2 separate regions of the Homo sapiens genome follow, and region 2 is linked to region 1. Evidence: chromatin contacts called from ENCODE Hi-C or POLR2A ChIA-PET data. All regions are on one chromosome and are shown on one strand. Each heading gives the region's core, a stretch centred on a gene start or an enhancer-like site at or near the end of the contact. The rest is flanking DNA. Distances are from core to core; before and after follow the strand shown. Region 1 has its middle 18 kb from the start of LINC01900. Region 2 overlaps LOC124904260 (a long non-coding RNA gene).

What was found. A loop is a pair of places that touch in the nucleus more often than their neighbours do. ChIA-PET counts read pairs that join two places held with the same protein, here RNA polymerase II (POLR2A). Pooled maps may share reads with other maps.
Region 2: a map of heart left ventricle shows a loop between it and region 1 (2.7-fold over the local background). The contact joins two enhancer-like sites. A Hi-C loop is called at or near these places in 2 of 168 maps with a recorded cell type or tissue (Caco-2 and heart left ventricle) and 7 of 50 pooled maps. POLR2A ChIA-PET finds 5 or more read pairs at or near these places in 2 of 52 experiments (Caco-2 and WTC11).

The regions. Positions count from the first base shown.
Region 1 is chr18:21,995,859-22,001,577 of GRCh38, reverse strand. No RefSeq gene overlaps it. Among named protein-coding and RNA genes, the nearest start is that of LINC01900, 18 kb to the right of the region's middle. Within about 2 kb of position 2,822, at least 9 of the 41 ENCODE cell types and tissues checked have a DNase peak (open chromatin) inside an H3K27ac peak, as active enhancers do; they include heart left ventricle, where a contact is called at or near this core.
Region 2 is chr18:22,468,339-22,474,057 of GRCh38, reverse strand. LOC124904260 (a long non-coding RNA gene) reads left to right here. Exons shown (of 3, transcript XR_007066305.1): 1 at 1-5,719. Among named protein-coding and RNA genes, the nearest start is that of CTAGE1, 53 kb to the right of the region's middle. RefSeq lists a silencer at 3,158-3,452 and enhancers at 1,117-4,377, 5,291-5,719. Within about 2 kb of position 2,142, at least 16 of the 41 ENCODE cell types and tissues checked have a DNase peak (open chromatin) inside an H3K27ac peak, as active enhancers do; they include heart left ventricle, where a contact is called at or near this core.

The DNA of each region.
Region 1 (5,719 bases), core at 1,573-4,072:
CCAGCTACTCCGGAGGCTGAGGCATGAGAATCGCTTGAACCTGGGAGGCAGAGATTGCAGTGCAACAGAGGGAGACTCTGTTTAAAATAAATAAATAAATAAATAAATAAAAGAGGCAGGGAGTGGTGGCTCACACCTGTAATCCCAGCACTTTGGGAGGCCGAGGTGGGTGGATCACCTGACGTCAGGAGTTCGATACCAGCCTGGCAAACATGGTGAAACCCTGTCTCTACTAAAAATACAAAAATTAGCTGGGTGTGGTGGTGCACACTTGTAATCCCTCCTACTCAGGAGGCTGGGTCAAGATAATCACTTGAACCCGGGAGAAGGAGGTTGCAGTGAGCTGAGATCATGCCACTGCACTCCAGCGTGGGCAACAGAGAGACTGGGTCTCCCCTCCCACTGCCACAAAAAAAAAAAAAAAAAAAAAAAGCCGGGTGCAGTGGCTCACACCTGTAATCCCAACACTTTGGGAGGCCGAGGTGGGCAGATCACGAGGTCAGGAGATTGAGACCATCCTGGCTAACACGGTTAGAGAATGGCATGAACCTGGGAGGCGGAGCTTGCCAGTGAGCTGAGATCACACCACCACACTCCAGCCTGGGCAACCAAGCAAGACTCCGTCTCAAAAAAAAAAAAAAAAAAAAAAAAGGGAAAGGAAAGGGGTTTTAGTGAAATATCACATGCAACAGTACCACGGAGAAAAGGCACTAAGAACTTGAGAACTGCTGCAGAGAGGGGGGCCTATGGCTCTTCAGCCAAACACTTGTCTTACCCTGGGGCCTATAAGACAGACTAAGGAAGGGCCTGTTCCCCAAGCAGAACTTTAGCTCTAAGGCCAGACCATGCCTTGAAGTATCTCCCATTTTCTACAGTAATTCACCTGACCCAGGGACTCGTGAGGAAGTTACTTGGATTTTGCTGCCTATAGTCCCTCTGGGAGTAAATGCAGTATTTACTCCAATTAAAAATACCACACGGCCTACCTGACCTGATTCAGGGCTATTGGCATATATTTTGGAAATTAACCTTATTCCTAGCCTAAATTTCTCCTTCCTACCTAAATTTTCTGTTTTCTTGTGGTACAGTTGTGTAGTTGTGAGCTGCTTATAATTCATACTGGAAAGGGGTGAGCCATAAGTCCAAAGTAAAATACTTCTAGAAAGGAGCTTTACATGCCCTTCCAGGACAGAATTTCCAACAGTTCTACGGGAAGTCCTTCAAGCTGTGTTAAGACTATGATGAATTTGGCAGAGGAATTTGGCAGTGGTATCAGGTTTTAGGGACTTTGGGAAATTGGGAGAGATCTAATTTTCCTCTGGGTCAAAATACAAGTCAGGGCTCCGCATCTTTTTTGAGCTAGCTTGGGCTTTGGGCTCAGGCTCAAATCCCAGCCCCTTCACTTACTAGTTTATATCCTGGGCACATGACTTAACTTCTCTGAGGCTAAGGTTTGCTCTCCATGACTATGTAGGTCATATCCACAAAGGGTTATTGAGTTCATGCATGTGACTGTCCCTGGCACAGCACACAGGAGGTTAACAGATTTTCCAATCCTCCTTTCTTTTGTTTTCAAGCTACTCTCTTTTTCAACTTGCAACCATGTATTTTCTTTAAAATGTATCACAGCATCAGGCCAGAAAACAAATAGCACCTAATTTGCCACCAATGGAAAGAGCATTTTGTTCACTGGTATATTCATGTGGGAGCTAGTGTAGTGGTTAAGAGAGCAATTTAGAGAGCCAGGCAGTCTGGATTCCAATGTGAGTTCCACGTACAAGCTCCAGGCCTTGGGCCCAATACCTAATCTCACTAGGCCTCAGTTGCTTCATCTATAAACTGGTGATAGTATTATACACATCATACACGTTTGAAGAATCAAATGAGATAATCCAAGTGAAGTGCTTCATTTAGTGCTTGGCATATATTAGGTTGGTGCAAAAGTAATTGCTCTTTTTCCAATTACTTTTAACGGCAAAAACCACAATGGCTTTCACACCAACCTAATGATAAGCATCCAGGGAATGTTAGCTATGGTTAGTGTTTAGTATGATATAATTATTGTTGCAGTTATTGTTGGTTTTACTATTATTGTAATATGGTATCATCATTATTCATACTGGGAACAACAAAAAATTGGTTTAGCTACTTGAATCTCAAATTTACTTCCATAATCTTTACTAATAATTGTACTAGTCTTGATAAAAAATGTGTCCCTCTCTACCTCCTATAGGTCAGTAGCAATTTGATAATATTATATGTTGTTACTTAATTAGAGTCAGGCATTGTGCTAAGTGCTTTCCATGAATTATCTCATTGAATCCGCATAGCAACCTGTAAACTCAGTTATTTATTGCCCCATTTCACAGCCAAGAAAAAAGGTTTAGTGAGAGGAGGTCACACTGGAAGTGGCAGATGAGAGAAGTCCCTACACCAGCTGAGCCTCAGGGGCTGAAAGGATTAGACTGAAAATGATCTCCAAGATTCCCACCCAGCACCATCATCTATTATTTTAAATTAATAATAGTTTTGCTTTATTACCATCTGCCGTATATGTGAATTTATTCATTTGGATGGAGTCTAATGTATAAAGAAAGCTATTGTGACTTTTAGAAAAGACTTTGCTCTAGCAAATTCTACGTAAATAGGCTGATTTCTTTCAGTGTCTCTTGGCTCCATGCTCCCAAAGCCTTGGAAGAACTTTTCCTCCATGTCCAGCACACTATCTCCTTCTTACACGCTCCCAGCCTTCCTAACTTCCACCTTCTGCCAACAGTGTCCACACCTCCCCTCCTCCCCCTGCCATCCCTACACCCAGACCCGCGGCGCATTCCATCTGCCGCCAAGTCCTCACAGCTATTTCTGTCAACGTTATCAAGACCCAAATCCGACCAGCAACACTCCTCACTTGGAGTCCAAAGTCACTTCAGAAAGGCCGGAGAACTCTACAGATGTAAGCTGCTGCTATTATCCTCTCCATATAGATCTGTACACTGATTATTTGTTCCTTGAGGACAGGAATTTTAAACGTTAACATACATGCAAATTACTGAGGGATCTCATTAAATGCAGATTCTGCTTAGGTTACTCTGGGGTGGGGCCTGAGGTTCTGCATTTTGACAGCTCCCTGGATGCTGCTGGTCCCAGACTACACCCTTATCTCAGTTATAGCTCTCAACACCCCTTCAAGGAAGGAATATTGCTCACATTTTATAAATGATCAATGGGCAAGAGAGGTTAAGAGATGTATCCAAGGCCCCAGAGCCGGCGGGTAGCAAAGCTGGGATCTGAACCCAGCTAGATCTTTCTGACTCCATACAACAAAAAAGAAAATAAAATAAAACAAAAAAGAGTATACACACACACACACACACACACACACACACACACACAGAGTTATGTATACGTCTGTATAATGATATCAAACATATTTCATTCTTTATCTCATTTTAACAGCATGACCCTCATAAATGCCTAGAGAAATTTTCAGTCCTGCATGTTGTCAGAACTTAATAAACATTCAATCCGTATGTGGAGTAGGAATGTCTGGGACCTGTTGCTTGGGAGGCCTCTTCCTTTCCTTATAAGCAGACTCATGAAGATCTTTCCTAAAGGTTTCCCTGGGGACTCTATACTTTACTTCTGTTACTGATTAAACTTATTGACTCTAGCACTTTTTTTTGCCTCTAGCAATCCAGTCCCATAGAGAAGCTGACAGATACGTGTTTCCCAATTAGTTTGAATTATGAAAGTAAGGGTGTGAATAATAGCGACCACTAGTGGTGAGTCAGTGCCATCTCACGAAGTAGAAACAGGACGTTGTTAAGTCAGCAAAAAAAAGGGGATGCAGCCTTGCTTCTCCAAGGAGGGTAGCTCCTCTGCGGCAGCCATGAGCCAGTCCAACACTGGCTGCCTTTTCAGGGCCCTGGAATCCAGTTGGAAGATGTGTGTAGGGTCGGAAGGAGGAACAGGAAGATACAAATTAAACAGAAAACACAAAACGAAGCAGCAAACACACAAAAGATGATTACTGGGCAGCTCTCCTGTGAGGGGAGAGTGGACGTCATAGGAGGCTGAAGGAGGTGCTCCCGGGAGCTGGGTAGACAGGAAGGTATCGTGAGGAGGCAGGACTTCAGCTGGGACTTGAAGGGAGAATGGGATTTGGAGATAATGGCATTCCAGGTGGAAGTCATGGGCCACCCAGACAGAGGCCCAGGAGATAGGGGAGTGAACCAAGGTATTCTCAGGATGGAGTGGAGGTGGGAGGGATCCCAGCCCATGAGACAGGGCAGAGAAATCTGGGTGGGCGGCCTGCTTAGTGGAGAGTTGATTACCCGGCCAGGGACTGTGGCCATCACACAGTCGGGGAATGACTTGAGGGAGACAGCAGGTCAGGGAGTAAGTAGTAGACAGGCCATCTACAGCCAGGCAAAGTGGCTTTGGACCCTGACTTCACTCCGTAATAGGTACAAAATAGGAAGGGACACACCTGTTTGAACTTTAGGTACCTCTATTTGTTACTTGGGCTTGATAGGTATTGTCCCAGCGCTTTTCTGGGGCCCCTCCTGGCATCAGAGAACAGGAATCAAGTCCAAACAGGCCTGGAGAGGCAGATACACCAGGCCCTTTCCCAATCACCTGTCACAGCTCTCTGCCCAGGGCCTTTTAGAGAGGCCAAACAGGAACAAAGACAGGGGTGCCACTAGCCACCCCGGGTAGGACACTTCTGTCCTTTGTGGGATATAAGCCAGAGGTCCAAATGAAGGATATTTAGTTTGCCTTTTTGCTAACAGATTAGATGAACAAATAGTACAAGGCCTCCCAGAACAATGAGCCCAAGAAAGGGCTGGGCCAGAACGGACTTGAGTCTGGGGTTCCTGACTCCCAAAGCACAAGGCCCAAAGGCCGCCTGGGTGAAAGGTCTGAGTCAGCCTGGGAGGGACCCGCAGCTGCTCAGGGCTGCTCCTTCTTGGGTGATTTCAAAAGCTACTCCTGGCCTCCAGCTCAGAGGACTGTGTGCCTTCAAGGATTCATTATTCAGTAAGAAGTCAGATGCTATTTGGAAAACAAACATTTCCTGCATATCCATCCAAGTGGGACACTTTAACATAAGAACACTATCTATCATCACAACAGCCCTGTCATTTAGGTATTTTTAATCCACAATTTACAAATGAAGACATTAAGCTCAGAGAATTTGATCCAAGTTTCAGAGCTGGTAAGCCACAGCTCCAGCATTCAATCCTTGGTCTCATTCCTTCCCAGCCCACCGTTTTTATCCAAGATGCCTCAATGACCTCTTCCCTGCAAGAGCCTGCCTTGAGGCTTCCGGGAGTTTTGTCCATCAAAGCTTTCTTGGCTCTGTTTTCACAGTTTGGGAAATGGTACCAACACAGGCATTTCTTCCTACTGTTTGCCCATCATGACCCACCCACTGTTGCCTCCTTAGACTGCTCCTGTGCTATTCCCAGGAGAAATATTACTGCTACTACCACTACTACTAATACAAATGATCTTCACATATTGAGTTTCTACGGTGTGCTGAGCACATGAGTTTATAAATATATGGTCTTATTTAACCCTATAATTATACCTTTTTTTTTTTTTTTTTTTTTGAGACAGTCTCACTCTGTTGCCCAGGCTGGAGTGCAGTGGCCCAATCTCAGCTCACTGCAACCTCTGCCTCCCGGGTTCAAGCAATTCTCCTGCCTCAGCCTCC
Region 2 (5,719 bases), core at 893-3,392, 470 kb before region 1:
TGTCTTTGCAAAAATTAAAAATGAATGTTTAATGAGCTACTGCTTTCTGCTAGACCTCTAACCTTCAGGGATGGTTTTCAGCCTGAGCATCTCAGCTTTCCACTTCACTGGGCTCCAGACTCCTCATGGGGAGTGTCTTTTTTCTCTATAGGAAGAATCCTGATGTTGGAAAATCTCTGCAGGGATCTGGCACCTGGTTTAGGACAACAACAAAAAGATCTCTAAAATTCAACCAACAAAGGTCCAAAGGAACTAGGTTGGAACTTCTGTTCCTGAGTAAATCTTTAAAATTTTGGTAGAGATAAATGTGGAATAATGTAAATAAAGCCACCTTTCATTCATTTTCTAGAGATTAATTAAGCACCTGTCAATGCCAAGCAAGTAAGTACAGAGAGTACAGAAATAAAGACAAACGAGTGAAAGAATGCCTTGGTTTGCAAGGATGACACATGAACAGACAATTACAATTCAGGGCTATGGGTGTCGAGTGGGGGTGCACTTACATCAGGTCGCTGGTCAGAGAGTGAGAGGAGGGGCTTGGAGACTTTCCAGAGTAAAGGAAAACTGAGCTGAATCCTGTGTTTTTCTCCCCTCTTCTTTCATTTCCCTTTTTCTAGATGTCTCAATATTGGCTCCATTCACTGGGAAAATGTGTACATACCTCCAACTTCTCTCAAAGGAGTTCCTTACACTTAAAAGAAGGAAGGAAAGAAGGAAACCTATGGCAGACCCTGTTGGGTCCCTGCCTACATCAGGGTCCCTTGGCCCCTACCGTTGCCATACTGGTGACCCTCACCACCAGCAACTGCAGGTCTCCACACTGGGGACTTTTTTGGTTAAGGGATCTGCTGAGCCTGCAGATAGGGCAGGGCAGGCAATGCCTGGGGGTTGATGTCCCTGGACTAACCCTGAGCCAAAGGTGAAGAAGACTTCATGTTTCAATGTCCTGGCTTCCTTGCCACTAGGGAGGGAGAGCTCTAGATGCATCCTACACCATCTCCCAGATGTCCCCAGTGGGATGGCGCCTCAGCTGCTCACAGCAGTAACCTACACTGCTATACCATGGTAGCGTACCACACCCTACATTAGCTTCCCTCCTCACCACCTGGCTGGTGCTCCCACTCAAATCCCAGCCTAAGAATCTGCTTTCGGAGAGCCCAGATGAAGGCAAAGCAAGTGCTGAGTAAATACACTTGCTCATCCAGGGTTTAACCAGTGTGTGCACCTTTGGTAAGACTGTTCACATGTCATAGGAAATAGATTTTTGGCCTTCAAGTAAACCCATGCAGTTGCAAATGGCTTGAAGACTTAGGGGGCTATCCTGAAATAAGGTCACTGACATGCCCAGGTGCCGGGAAGCTCCTCTGGGGCCAGAGGCACTGATGTGCAGGTTGTGGGGGCCTATTCACAGTGCTCTGCTGGACATTTCCCAGCTGAGGCAGACCCAGGCAGAAACTGTCCCAGAGACCCAATTGATCTGCTGGGGCATCGCGGCTGGCACTTCATAATCCAGCATCACAGCATATGATTCGGATATGACCCACCACAGTAGGTACAATTTTCATTTCCTTCCTCATGTCCCCACTGGCAGTCCAAAAGTCATTTATGGCTAGTTTCAAAATCCATGATATTTTTGCAAATGTTTATGTGCATAATGTGTGTGTCTATGTATGGTGCTTTATGATCTAATGATGCTTTAATTAAGTTGATATTCAAATAAGCTTGAATTCTCAGAGCTCCCTGGAGATGCAGCTTATGGAATAGCAGATGATGGGGAAGGATAGTCCATGATTAAAACATCACATGGGATAAATGCCAAAGCAAAGGTCCCACCCCAGGAGAGTTATGAATTGACTGCACCGCTTCTCATCTCCACCCCCTCAATCATTGCTGATGGGCAGAGGGAAACCATTTTCTGCCATCTGGTTTTTGCAAAAGTCAGGCAGTAAGCTCCTTGGGACAAGGATCTTATCTTGTATAGTTCAACAATGAGCACATGGCTGTGTACACTCCAAAAGCCCTATTAGTACTGAATGCAATCATAAAAATAGCCCAACCGTGGACCTTCGATAACGTCCCTGCCGTCGGCTCAAACCTGAGTCACTGTGTCTGAAGGGCACTGGGTTCCCCAGGCTGATGCCTTATGACTTACAAATAAGCAGCACATCAGCTGATAAAGTGACTGGGCCATTATAAAAATCATACAGTAGTTCCTAGGATGCCAGAAAAACAGCCGTTAAACAACAACTTATTTTTCCCTTGGTGTTTGATTTTGGCAATGTGTTCTTTTCAAATGAGAACTATGCCAAACATCTTGTATGAACCCTTCTAGTCAGCAAGTATGTGAATGACCTCTCTATGGCATGCCAGAAGCAGGGCCAGGAGAGGGGAAAGGAAGAGTTGTGGCTGAAGCATGCTGGGCTCAGAACCCTTGCTCTGCAGGCGGAAGCCACCTCAGAGCAGCATCCAGAAGCTGGGCATGAACGGAACAGCTCACAGTGCACAGCAAGGTGTCACAGCCCTTCTAGGCTCACTTGTACAGGCCCCCTCGTACAGATCTCTGTGATTTTCAGGGTTGGCAGCCACTGATGTTTGCTCCCCGAGGAAAAGTGCACCAACTTTAGGTGAATGCCTCATTGTTTGGGGATCTGGAACTGAATTCTCCTGCAGGACTAGCTATGAAATCACTAGAGGACAACAGGAGAAAGCTCATGTAGTGCAGCTTGTGTTGGTGTGGAAATGGACAGATATGCATGCCATCCTGGGCACATGTGTCCATGCCATGTGGGAATGGTCAGGGGATGAACACAGCAGTCTGGGGCTAGAGGCAGACCTGGCACCAGGATTTCCTGAGGAAGAAGTCCCCCTCCTGAGTACGTAACTTCTTTTCCCAGGCTCTCAGAAGTAGCAACACGCTGATGCCCTGCAGCCTTTCTGGGTAGTAAGCAGGGCACGTGGATGCTGGAAGCTGAGCTCTGTGCTGGGCCAGCCTGAGGGCAGTGAGAGAAAAATCCCTGCAGGAAAGTCATTCCCCAAAACAAGCCCATCCCAGTTCCCAGCCAGCTTCTGGGGCTCCAGCCCTCAGCGCCAACTCCATGTTCATATCTGATGGCAGGGAAATCATCTTTCTTAATTCCCAGGGCAAATTGTTCCTAGGAAAGAGCAGAATCTCAGGAGGAAATCACATCATCCGCGAAGGGAGAGCCAGTTCCTTTGTACTATTTTTCAGGGCTGCCTTTGGAGCCAATAATCTGTCATTCCTTGAATAAACAAGCACCTTATCATATCACAAACATTTATTTAACCCTTTTCTCCTGCACTTTTACCAGCAGGGAGAAGGAAAGCAGTTACCAGGGCAGCCAGAGCCCGTGGCAGAAATGCCAAATTCCCTGAACATTACACTCAATCTGTAAAGTGTCAGCCGGCCCTTTTCTGTGCCTCCATAAAGAACCAGTCACCCAGATTCAAGTATCACATTCCGGCCTCCCACTTCCACATCGTCCCTGCCCCAGCCTCAGCCCCATCTCCATTAATACCCCACGGCCTTTTGCAGACGGGCCCTTAATTCTGTCCAGTGGAGTCTGGGCTAATTTGTTAGTTTTTTTTAGGGGCTGATGGGGGGAATAGAAGGGGGTGGAGGGAAAGGCAAAAGAGTGTTTACATTTCTCCTTTTAATGACAATACACTTGACAGAGCTGTGAGTCCCAGCATTTTGAAATGTGTGTGTGTGTGTGTGTGTGTGTGTGATTTTTTTAAAAAAGGCATATTCTTTGACTCTGACATCACAGGAAAATGGAATGAGCAAAGTATGTAAATTTCTCCAAGCTCTCACAATCTCCATTTTCTCTCGGTGGATGGATTTTGTTTTTCTTTTCTGGTGTTGCTCCCACACAATGGGGCCAAATCTTGTTCAGGACAAAGAAACATATAAATAGAATATGCATGTGGTATGCACGGGAACTCTTGGAGACCAGAGAGAGACTGTTTGGACGGGCGTCTGAGGGCTGCTGGGGGAACCTTGGGGTCTTGGCCTGAAGAGCTTGACAGGCAGTGTCTGTCCCCAAAGTGACAAGTCACAAATTTCAAAATCATTCTTATTCTCTGGGAAACACTAAGAAACCCTGGAATGGGTACAAATTTAAAATGAGAATGTGAAATATCTTTGTGTGAGTGCATCAGATGTAAGATGTCAGTCTGCCTAAGATATTGGATGTGTTTTACAGAGCTGATGGGGTGGGTTTTCTTTTTGATTCACCACGAACAATGCTAAGTCCCGTGCAGCATGTCACCCTCTGCATCTGCATCATCTCAGTGACATCCAGGTACTCGCTGAAGCTTATATCTTTCCTGTATTATGGATTTGCAGTTGTTTCCGTGTCAATCATCCTCCAACCAAACTCTCCCCTCTTAAAAACTGCATACTATAGCTCTAGCCAAAAAGACTTATCAGCGCAAGTTTGAGCAAACTAATGTGTGCAGACCCTGAGTGGTTATTTTTGTTTCCAAGTCTGGACATAGAATCACTTGTTCAATTTCCTGCTGGGTTATATCAAGTGGTTTTAACATGTAAATCTCTGATAAGGAAACTGACTAATTTATGTAGATTACCTATCTGAATTGCTGTCAGGATTGCCTTAATTTTTTCTGCTTCCTTTACTTCTCCACTTTTTTCTCAGTTATCATTATTACCATTACCAGGACTATCAAGTACAACCTTATTCAGTATATGTTTAGAAAATGTTCTTACTAAAACTTAAAAAAAAAAAAAAACAAACCAAAACAAACAAAAACCCTCTGCATTCCTGAAGTGTGTGTGGGAGTTCTGTTGGTTTGGATGTCTGTGCTTTACAACCCGAATTCAAAATATATAGCCTCTCAGACTCCGTCACGTCCTTGACAATCAATCAGAAGATTGTTATTTGTTTTAATAAAAAAATTTTTTAAATGAGAAATGATCTGAACTACTTCCATTTTATTTCTATTCCTTAACCAGCCTCACCCTACTTCAGCTGATGGAGCTTCCCTAATCTCTAAATTGAAATCCTACAAGCTGCTTGAGCACTAGATTCTAGAACCTGCTCTGGCTATAACATGAAGTAAGTTGATCCCTGTGGGATTTTCCATGCAGTAGCTTGATCAAAGCTACTGGTTCCCACCCAAACCTTGCCAAAGGAACACCAAATTGAACCACCATCCACCAAGAAAGCACCGCCATAAGAACCGAAAGTCAGGTGAGTGATCACAGTACCTGTGTTTAACACCATAGCAAGGAAAGAGGCACCGAAGAGAGAAGGAAAGACAGTGTTGAATCGCCGACACCACCCTGCCCCCATCCCCTGGCAGCAGCTGTGTGGCAAGGAGAGAGAATCAAATAATTGTTAATTCTATGCCCAAATACACAGACCGGGGTAGTGTCTTAGTCTGTTCATGCTGCTATAACAAAATACCACAGACTAATTTATAAACAACAGAAATTTGTTTTTCACAGTTCTGGAGGCTGGGAAGTCCAAGATTGAGGTGCTGGCAGATTCTGTGTCTAGTGAGGGCTGCTTTCTGCTTCCAAGATGGCACCTTGTTGGTTCAACTTGTGAAAGAGATGGAAGGGCAAAAGGGACCTAGCTGGTTTTCCCCAGCCCTTTTATAAGGCACTAATCCCATGTATAAGGGCAGAGCCCTCATGGCCTAATCACCTCCTAAAAGCCCCACCTCTTAATGCTGT